2 separate regions of the Homo sapiens genome follow, and region 1 is linked to region 2. Evidence: chromatin loops called from intact Hi-C (ENCODE). Cell type or tissue: Calu3. All regions are shown on one strand.

Region 1 (5,000 bases), 440 kb before region 2:
CCTGCCTCGGCCTCCCAAAGTGCTGGGATTACAGGCATGAGCCATCGCACCCAGCCAGGGAGCCAATTTTATCAGCAGACTGTCAATCACATCATTCATCATAATTCTTTTCTCACCATTTAAAAAGGAATCAGGCCAGGTGTGGTGGCTCACTCCTGTAATCCTAACACTTTGGGACGCCGAGGAGGGCAGATTGCCTCAGCTCAGGAGTTTGAGACCAGCTTGGGCAACATGGTGAAACCCTGTCTCTACTAAAATACAAAAAATTAGCTGGACGTGGTGGCGTGTGCCTGTAGTCCCAGCTACTCAGTAGGCTGAGGCAGAAGAATTGCTTGAACCCGGGAGGCAGAGGGTGCAGTGAGCCAAGATCGTGCCACTGTACTCCAGCCTAGGGACAGAAAGAGACTTCGTCTCTAAAAAAATAAAAATAAAATAAATAAAAAATAAATAAAAAGGAATCAGTCCTTTTCTGTACCCAACACATGCAGCATCTGTGCAACTTCAGCTGCTATATATCCCCTACAGTGAATTCCGTCACAGCTCAAATGAGGAGCCTGGGGGTTTTCTGTTCGCTTCTAACACAGTCTCATTTTTCCCATGTCTCTCTTTTATTTCTAGTTCATCAAGGGATCAACTATCTTGGTTCCTCTTCTGCACCTGCAGGCGAGATTCAACCTTTTCCATAACTTCCGCTCCATCTGCCAGTCAGATGGGTCTCTTTCCCTCACCTTTGGGCTCCAGGGTGTTCTCCCACCACAAAACCTCCTCCACAAAAGCTGCTCCCTATTCCTAGACAAAATGCGGGCCTCTCTACCTTCATTTCCTCTTCACTCTTTTTCTACCCTCGACTTAAACCATCTGCAAGGAAGTGATTGTGACTGAGGTTTCTTAACTTGCACACAAATTCTCATGTATTTGGGAATGTATCATTTGCATCACAAATGCCCCTGCATGCATAGATCCCAGAGAAATGCTCTAAGAAAGCCTTCTCTAAGTTATTTAAGACACACTAGCCCAATGATTTCAGACGTAAATTCCTTGTGACTGATGATCATGGCAAGACTCCTCACATGTTGGCTGGTACCCATTTACCTGCTTCAGTGTCAAAATCCTCGTGGGGATGCAGCAGGTGGTACACAGAACTTCCAGCACCCAGCGCTAGATGACCAACTGGCTGTCAGAGATGAACAACCTTTATATTTGTGCATTTCACATGCTGAAATAAGGTGGGTTCATGTATTCCCAGAGGAAATGAGCCTCATAACATAGCCCAGTGCAGTAGGAGAAACAAACAAATAACTATTCAAAATATGGTAGAATTTTTTTTAGGAAACATGTGCTTTGTAGAATCAACATAGATTAAAACTATGTAGGAAGCATGTAATGGTATAGGAACAATTTTGCTTCTGGCTAGACTATAGCTCTGCCACATCCATAGGACTCACCTGTCAAACAAAAGAGCTCCCATAACATCCTCTCCTGCTACAAGGACCATAGAGCCTGCATTAACAAATGGATGCTGTGCATGTTTATTTTTTTTTCTTTTGCTACCGGATCTTAGATGAGGAAAGATCTTGATTCTCCAAATATGTAAGCTCACTGAGCTCTTAATAAAATCATCTATCATAGCTTAATATTAGAATTTAAAATGAGCGAAAACATTCAAAGAAATGCAATGAGCTTCATCAGTTGTAAATTTAATGTAAATTTTAAGAAATTGCATAACTGGTTTGAGTGTTAATTATTTTTCTAGTAACATTGTAAAGTGTCAGTGCCCTTGTCTTTTGGGTAAAAACATTGTCTCTTCATCTGGAGTAGATACAATTGGATAACTGGGATCAGGACAGAGTGTAGAATTTAACATACCTGTTGGGCTTCCCACGACTAAGGTCCTTACTGGCTGCTGGAGGATGGAAGCTGTTTCCCAGCTGCCAGGGTGTGAAGGATGGTCCTGACTGCCTCCAGCAGGGGGTGCCCAGTGATCAGAAGCTAATAAATGAGGTCCATTAGGGCAGATCACCTGAGGTCAGGAGTTCAAGACCAGCCTGGCCAACATGGTGAAACCCCATCTCTACTAAAAATACAAAAATTAGCCAAGCGTGGTGGCATGTGTCTGTAATCCCAGCTACCTGGGAGGCTGAGGCTGGAAAATCACTGGAACCCAGGAGGCAGAGACTGCAGTGAGCTGAGATTGCACCACTGTACTCCAGCCTGGGAGACAGAGCAAGACTCCGTCTTAAAAAAAAATAATAATAATAATTTGGAAGGTGGATGGTAGAGTGTGGAGCTGAGCATGTAAGCAGAGGCTGCTCTGAATTAAAGGTGCCAAATCCACATTCAAGTAGCATCCAAGAAACTCCAGTCAGAGTTCACTTGCCTGGAAGCCAGCAGTGGCAGAGAGACTGGGCAAGTGTGCTGTGGGCCTTCTGGCAGAGTCCTGGCCTTTGTTTCTGACTCTTTCATGCCCTGAACACTTGCCTCTTCACCATCAGACTCTAAACTCCTTGCTGACCAGCTGAGTTTACTCATTTTGACCTGAGCCGAGGAAAAGCAGCAACTCAGAAATCTTTAAAGTTGAAGGGCCACCCTATTAGAACATAGGCTGTGTCTGCTCAATTATAAGCATGACTTGATCAAAGCAAACTCAGCCTTAAGATACTCTATGTAGGGAGAGGTGAGGAGGCATATCTGCGATTAGGAAGCAGAGGTGGGTAGCATCAGGGAGGGTGAGGCACTGAGCTCCACGCTCATAAAACAAAGTAGGGCCATCTCACAGTGGCTGCAAACCATCTGGGTCCAACAAAATATCACTGTCAGTGGGGCCCTGGTCACCTGGCCATGCGGCTTTGCCACAGGTCCCTGCTATTGTTATCACTCTGTCGTAAAAAAAAAAAAATTAGAGTCATCTCAAAAGATAAAATAATCATCCACAGAAGAGAGGTTGTCCCTGGTGAGCTGTCCTAACCCAAGGTGGTTTTCATGGTTCCAGGACATTCAGTGCAAAAGTCCTGGACACAGATGCAACAATCAATATTACTTTGTTTAATCCCTTGCCATATTTAAAGCTGGGCAGAGAATGCATTAAAATTAGAATCAATCTCAACAAGAAAAGAATAGAATGACCTCAAAAATCCCTGCTTAACCTTTTTTATTTTGGCTTCCATCAACAAATGACAGCTTTCATTACCCTGGAAAGTACACTGGAATTTGTCACTAACCTGCACTTTGCCAATGCAAACCTATACAATAAATTTACCAGTAAAATGCAAACTTATAAAAGAAATTTAGGAATAGAGAAATCATAGTATTTACAGCTTGATCAAAATGTTCTTTTTTACCAAAGAAAAGCTGCTGGTGTAACATAAACTTGCTTTACGTTTTCTTTGTAATTTACACATTCCAATTATAATCTCGAAAAATACCTTCTTACAATTTTAGAGAAACCTACAGGTAAAACAATCTAAGGCCCAGAAAGTGAAAGTACTTGGCCAATTTCACACAATTGAAACTGGACCAATAGCTCCTACCTCTGACCTGGAACCAAGAATGAGACAATTGGTGAACCTCATTAAAATATTGGCAGATGTGGAATTACTTCCTTTTCAAAGTTAAATAATATCTCTTCAATCTTCTATTATCAAGAATTTTTAAATTGATGTCTCTCTTTTTTTAATTGTGTTATGGTCTGAATGTGTTCCTGGAAAATTTGTATGTTGATGTCCAGACCCCAGTGCAATAATATTAATAGGTGGGGCCTTTAGGAGGTGATTAGGTAATAAATGAATGACCTATAACTTTTTCTACTTACAGATAATAAATAAAACAGCCTATTTGTAAATAGCATAATGATGTAAATGGCAAATTACAAGGAATCTACAAAAAAAGTCTCCTACAACAAATGAGTTCCACAATTTTATAAGATACGTGATCTATATATGAGATGAATGCACTAAGAATGAACATGTGGAAACTGAAATTAAAATGCCAATAGCATATATAATTGTGATGGCACACAACATTAAAAAAATAGTTGCAAATCTAATAAAAGATGTACAGGATCTGAACACTAAAAACTCAAAGTGCTGACAAAAAAATCAAATATTTAAATAAATGGAAAGACATTTTGCCTTCGTGGACTGGAAGAATCAATATGGTACAGATGTCAATTCTCTCCAAATTAGTACACGATTTAACAGAATTTCTATCAAAATCTCAAAAATATATTTTGTAGATATAGACAAGATTATTTTAAAAGTTACATGGTGATATTTCAGGAATATCAAAAGGCAAATACAAAATATTAAAAGGAAATAAAAGTTACATGAAAAGGCAAAGAAATTAGATCCTGAAAAAGAAAAAGAATAAAGAATAAAATGTGAGGAATCAGTCTAACAATTTCAAGACATTTTGTCACTGCAGTAACCAGGAGTGTATAGTATTGGTGGAGAGAGCTACTCAGAGATCAACAGGACATTATAAAGAACCTAGAAATTGAGTAACTCAAATATGACTAATTGGTCTTTTGAGATGGAGTTTTGCTCTTGTCACCCAGGCTGCAGTGCAGTGGCGCGATCTCGGCTCACTGCAACCTTTGCCTTCCAGGTTCAAGCAATTCTCCTGCCTCAGCCTCCCGAGTAGCTGGGATTACAGGTGCCTGCCACCACACCTGGCTAATTTTTGTATTTTTAGTAGACATGGGATTTCACCAGGTTGTCCAGGCTGGTCTCAAACTCCTGACCTCAGGTGATCCACCTGCCTTGGCCTCCCACAGTGCTGGGATAACAGGTATGAGCCACCGCACCAGGCTGACTAATTGGTTTCTGACAGAGTTGCAAAGAGGAAGGATAGTATTTTCAACAAATCATGTTGGAGCAATTGGATATAGATAGGCAATAAAAATAGCAGCCCTGACATAAACCTCATGACTTTAAAAAAAAATGAACTCAAAGTTGATCACAGATTTAAAGAATTAGCTATAAATTTTTTAAAGATAACATAGA
Region 2 (5,000 bases):
ATCACAGTGGCTGCACACCCTGTGATACTAATTGTAATATCCTACAGAGATATCATTCCTAATAATACAGTGGGTGTACACCCTGTGATATTGTTCCTAATATCCAGGGAAGGAGAGGATGACATTATGCCCAATATCACTGGGGGTGTACCGCCTCCCGCGGGGATATTGTTCTTAATATCTGGAGGTGGAGAGAATGATGTTACTCCCAATATCACAGGGGGTGTACACTACCCCTGTTTGTAAACACCCCCTGTGATATTGGTCCAAATGGCCTGTGAAAGAATAAATATGACTCCCATTATCGCGGGGGGTGTTCAGCCCTGATGATATTGTTTTCTAACATCCAGGGAAAGAGAGTATGCTATTACTCCCAATATCGCAGGGGTCGTACACCCTTCTGTGTTTTTGTGCCCAATATCCAGGAAAGTAGAGGATGATATTACTCCCAATATCGAAGTAATTGTACAGCACCCCTGTGATATTCTTCCTCATATCCAGAAAGGGAAAGAATGATATTACTCCCAACAGCATAGGAAATGTATACCCGCGCTGTGATATCTTTCCCAATACCCAGTTGGGGAGAGGATCATATTACTTCCAATGTCGCAGGGTGTGTACACCCACTCTGTGATCTTGTTGCAAACATCCAGGTTTGGGGAGGATGACATTACTCCCAATATCGCAGGGGAAGTACACTCCCCCATGACCTTGTTAGTCATTTCCTGGGTGGAGAGGATGATATTACTCCCAATATCGCAGGGGGTGTACACACCCCTGTGAAAATCATCCTAATATCCAGAGGGAGAGAGGATGATATTACTCCCAGTACCGCAGGGGGTTTACACAGCCCTGTGATACTCTTCCTAATATCCACAGGAAGAGAGGATGATATTACTCCCAGTACCGCAGGGGGTGTACACAACCCTGTGACATTGTTCCTAATATCCAGAGCGAAAGAGGATGATATGACTCTCAATATCGCAGGGGGTGTACACCCCTCCTGTCCTATTGTTCTGAATACCCTGGGAGGGAGAGGATAAGGTTACTTTGAATATGGCAGGGAATGTACACCCTCCCCCTCTGATACCCTTCCTAATGTCCAGGGGAAGAGAGGAAAATTTTACTCCCAATATCGCAGAGGCAGTACACCCCACCTGTGATGTTGTTCCCAATATGCAAGGGGAGAGAGGATGATATTACTCCCAATATTGCAAGGCTGTTCACATCCCCAGTGACATTTTTCCTAATATCTAGGGGAGAGACAATTATATGACAGCAAAGGTCACAGGGTCTGTACATCCTGATATGGTTCCTAATATCCAGGGGGGAAGAGGATGATATCAAATATGAAAGGGGGTGTACACCACCCACCCCTATGATATTGTTCTTAATATTCATGAGGGGAGACGATGATATTCCTCCAAATATCACAGGGGTTGTTGACACCCCCCTGTGATATTGTTTCTGATATCCGGGCGGGAGAAAATCATATTACTTCCAATATTGCAGGTGGTGTATACCCCACCTGAAATATGGCATCGAATATCCAAAGAGGGAGAGGATGGTATTAATACCAATATCGAAGTGTGTGTACACACCCCTTGTGATATGGTTTTTAATATCCAGTGGGTGGGAGGATGATATTAGTCCCAACATCCCAGAGGGTGTACACTACCCCTGTGATATTGTCTCTAACTTCCAGAGGGGAGAGGATGATATCACTCCCAATATCTCAGAAGTTGTACATCCCCCGTGATATTGTTTGTCATATCCAGGGAGGCACAGGATGACATTCCATTGAATTTCGCGACAGGCGTACATGCACAGTGTGATATTGTTCCTAATATCCAAGAAGGGAGAGGATGATATTACTCCCAATAAAGCAGTGGGTGTACATGACCCCTGTGTTATTGTCTCTAATATCCGGGGCCAGGGGAGCGGGGGAGAGGATAACATTCCCTCAAATTTAGCAGGTGGTTTGACGCCCCTTGTGGTGTTGTTTTAAATATCCAGCGGGGAAGACAATAGTACTATTTTTGATACTCCGATTCATCCGCTCCACCTTTCTGGAACTCTGAGGCTGGGAGGCGGCACGCAGTTTCCGTGTGATCCCCAATACCTTTGCCGTCTTCTGTACCAAGGCAGCCAAAAACGCAGGCTTGTTATCTGAGCTGATCCGTAAGGACAGTCGAAATCTAGGAATCAGATCTCGAAGGAGCACAGGGTTTACTTCACCAGCTTTCTCAGTTTGTGTTTGATAGGCCTCCACCCACCCAGAGTAGGTACGCCCAAGAACTAGTAAATACTTGGTACCTCCACACTTTGGCATCTCTGTGAAGTCTACCTGGAGATCTTCAAAGGGGACTGCTCCATAAGCTTGTATGCCGGGCGGAACGGCTGGACCTTGCCTCGCATTATGCTCTCGGCAGGTAACTCACCGCTGCCTCAGCATTTTGGCAAGGGCTGACAAATGTGAGATGTAGAAATACCGGCCTAACAACTTTTCCAGTGACTCCTGACCTACATGGGTGGTTTCTTGCACAGCCAGTACAACTGCAGCTCCTAGCAACTGTGGCACAGCTATTCTCACATCTGGTAACTGAATCCATCCTCCCTCCATCACTTGTCCTTCCCTCTACCTGGAGAAAGTCCTTTTCTTCTTTAGAAGAAGTAGGTCCAAGATCAGGTGCTTGAGGGAGCACTGATGCCCAGAAGGGGGCAAATGCTGCTTCTTCGAGCCTCTGAGTCAGCGAGGGAATTCCCCAAACCCAGCAAGGTGGAAGCTCGCTGGTGTCCTCTGCAATGCATGACTGCCACCTTGTGGGGTTTCCATACTGCTTTTAATAATTGCAAGATTTCTTGTTGATATTTTCTGTCTTTTCCCCCAGAGTTCAATAGGCCCTTTTCTTTCTATCATGCTCCATGCACTTGAAGGGTTAAAAGACATACCAAGAATCAGTGTAAATGTTTACAGTCTCACCTTCACTGAGTTCTAAGGCCCGAGTGAAAGCAATGAGTTCCGCTTTCTGGGCTGAAGTGGCCTGGGGCAACAATCTGGCTTCAACAACAGTGTCCAGGGTTACCACTGCATACCCTGCATCTCTCTCTCCTTGGGGGTTGAAGAAGCTGCTCCCATCCACATATAGTTCCCAGTCTACTGATGTGCAAGGCTGGTCCCGGAGGTCAGGTGTGCTAGAGTCAACTGAGTCCAACACTTCTACACAATCAGGCTGGACAGGGCTCTCTGGTACCGGGAGCAAGGTGGCAGGGTGTAGGGTGTTACAAACTTCAATAGTTATATAGGGATTTTCACAGAGCAAAGTTTGGTGCTTGATGAGTCTGGCATTCGTTAGCGAATGATGTCCTTTAGTATTCATTAAAGTCACCACAGCATGGGGGGCCTTTATGTTCAGGTTTTGCCCAAGAGTCAGCTTATTAGCTTCTTGTACTAGCAGGGCAGTTGCTGCCAAGGCCCTCAAACAGGGGGACCATCCTTTAGAAACCCCATCTAGTTGTTTAGAGAGGTAGGCCACTGGCCTCAGCCAGGGCCCCACAGTTTGGGTTAAAAGTCCAGCTGCCATCTTTTCTCTCTCTGACACATACAATGGAAGAGGCTTTGTCAGATCGGGTAGCCCCAAGGCTGGGGCTGCCAGAAGGTTTTCCTTTAACTCATGAAAGACTTCCTGTTGTTGGGATCCCCATTCCAAAAGTTCCCAGTCCCTGCCCCCTTTGTGACCTCATACAAAGGCTTGGCTAATACTGCAAAGTTTGGGATCCACAGTCTACAAAACCCCACAGCTCCTAAGAATTCTCTCACTTGCCTTCTGCCCTGAGGCTCTGGTAGGTTGCAAATGACCTGCTTTCTTTCTGATCCAGGGCTGCATTCCGACCCCTCTCGGATAGTAAATCCCAAGTAAGGTACCTGCCGTCCGCAGATCTGAGCTTTCTTCTTGGACACCTAATACCCATAGTCCTCCAGGTGCCTGTGTAGGGCATCTGTTCCCTTGGCGCACCCGACCGCCGTGGGGTGTCTTAACCTACTGGAGCAACACACAGCCTAGGTCTCTGGTGGGAAACTCTGGAGGTCTCAAGCCAATGCCTCCCTGAAGATGGTGGGGAGTTCTTGAACCCTTGGGGAAGTCCAGTCCAAGTGTACTGAGTAGTGACACCTGACTCCGGATCTTCCCACTGAAAGGCAAACAGCTTCTGCCTCTCAGGGGCTAATCTGATAGGAAAGAAAGCATCTTTCAGGTCCAAGCAGGTGAACCAGCTGTCCTCAGCTGGCAGCAACCCCAACAATGTGGATGGGTTAGGTACTGTTGGACGTAAAGTCAGTGTAGCTTGATTAAGCAAGTGCAAATCCTGTACCGGCCGGTAGTCCTTGGTCCGTGGCTTGGGAACAGGCAGGAGGGGAGTGTTCCATGGAGACTGACAAGGAACAATAATTCCAAAAGTTCTTAGGTGCTTGAGATGGACCTGGATACCTTGAAGAGCTTCTCTGGGGACCAGGGCCTGTTTTTGCCTAACCGGCTGGGCCCCAGTCTTAACTGGCCAATCCCGGAGGGTTGTCTTCCACCCGTACTCTTGGCCACCGCTTAGCCAGAGCTGGTCTTCTCTCTTGGCCCAGCTCAGTTAAGAAAAGTCTCCATTCCTCCTCTCGGGGGACCATAAGGGTCATAATGACTCCTGTTCCGGGTAACTTTAGCAGCAAAGAGCCATGCTCTGTCAAAGAGATAGTGGCTCTCAGCTTGCTGAGCAAGTCCCTTCCCAAAAAGGGCAAGGGACAGTCAGGCATGTACCAAAACTGATGAATGACTTTATGTCCTCCTACAGTGCAAGTCCGAGGCAAGCAGAAAGCCTGCTTTGCTGAAACCCCCGTGGCTCCGATGACGTCAATAGTTGTTTCGGATAAGGGGGCGACCGGGGCGGTTACTAGCGAATGTTCAGCACCACTATCTACAAGAAAATCAATGTCTCTACCCCCGACTGTCATTCTG

Evidence for each region. Peaks named below come from ENCODE experiments on the same cell type or tissue, not always from the same donor. Only the 100,000 strongest peaks of a DNase experiment are listed, where the experiment ranks them.
Region 1: a loop joins it to region 2, with 5 times the contacts of the local background. A loop is called at or near these places in 4 of 110 quality-filtered maps.

The regions. Positions count from the first base shown.
Region 1 is chr9:90,316,524-90,321,523 of GRCh38, forward strand. All of the region lies in intron 2 of LINC01508 (long intergenic non-protein coding RNA 1508), which reads right to left. Among named protein-coding and RNA genes, the nearest start is that of LINC01508, 110 kb to the right of the region's middle. In Calu3, no CTCF peak of the experiment used is centred here; a DNase peak (open chromatin) is centred at 1,959.
Region 2 is chr9:90,753,178-90,758,177 of GRCh38, forward strand. No RefSeq gene overlaps it. Among named protein-coding and RNA genes, the nearest start is that of SYK, 46 kb to the right of the region's middle. RefSeq lists an enhancer at 3,033-3,092. In Calu3, a CTCF peak has its summit at 2,779 (motif pointing left); DNase peaks (open chromatin) are centred at 2,504 and 2,784.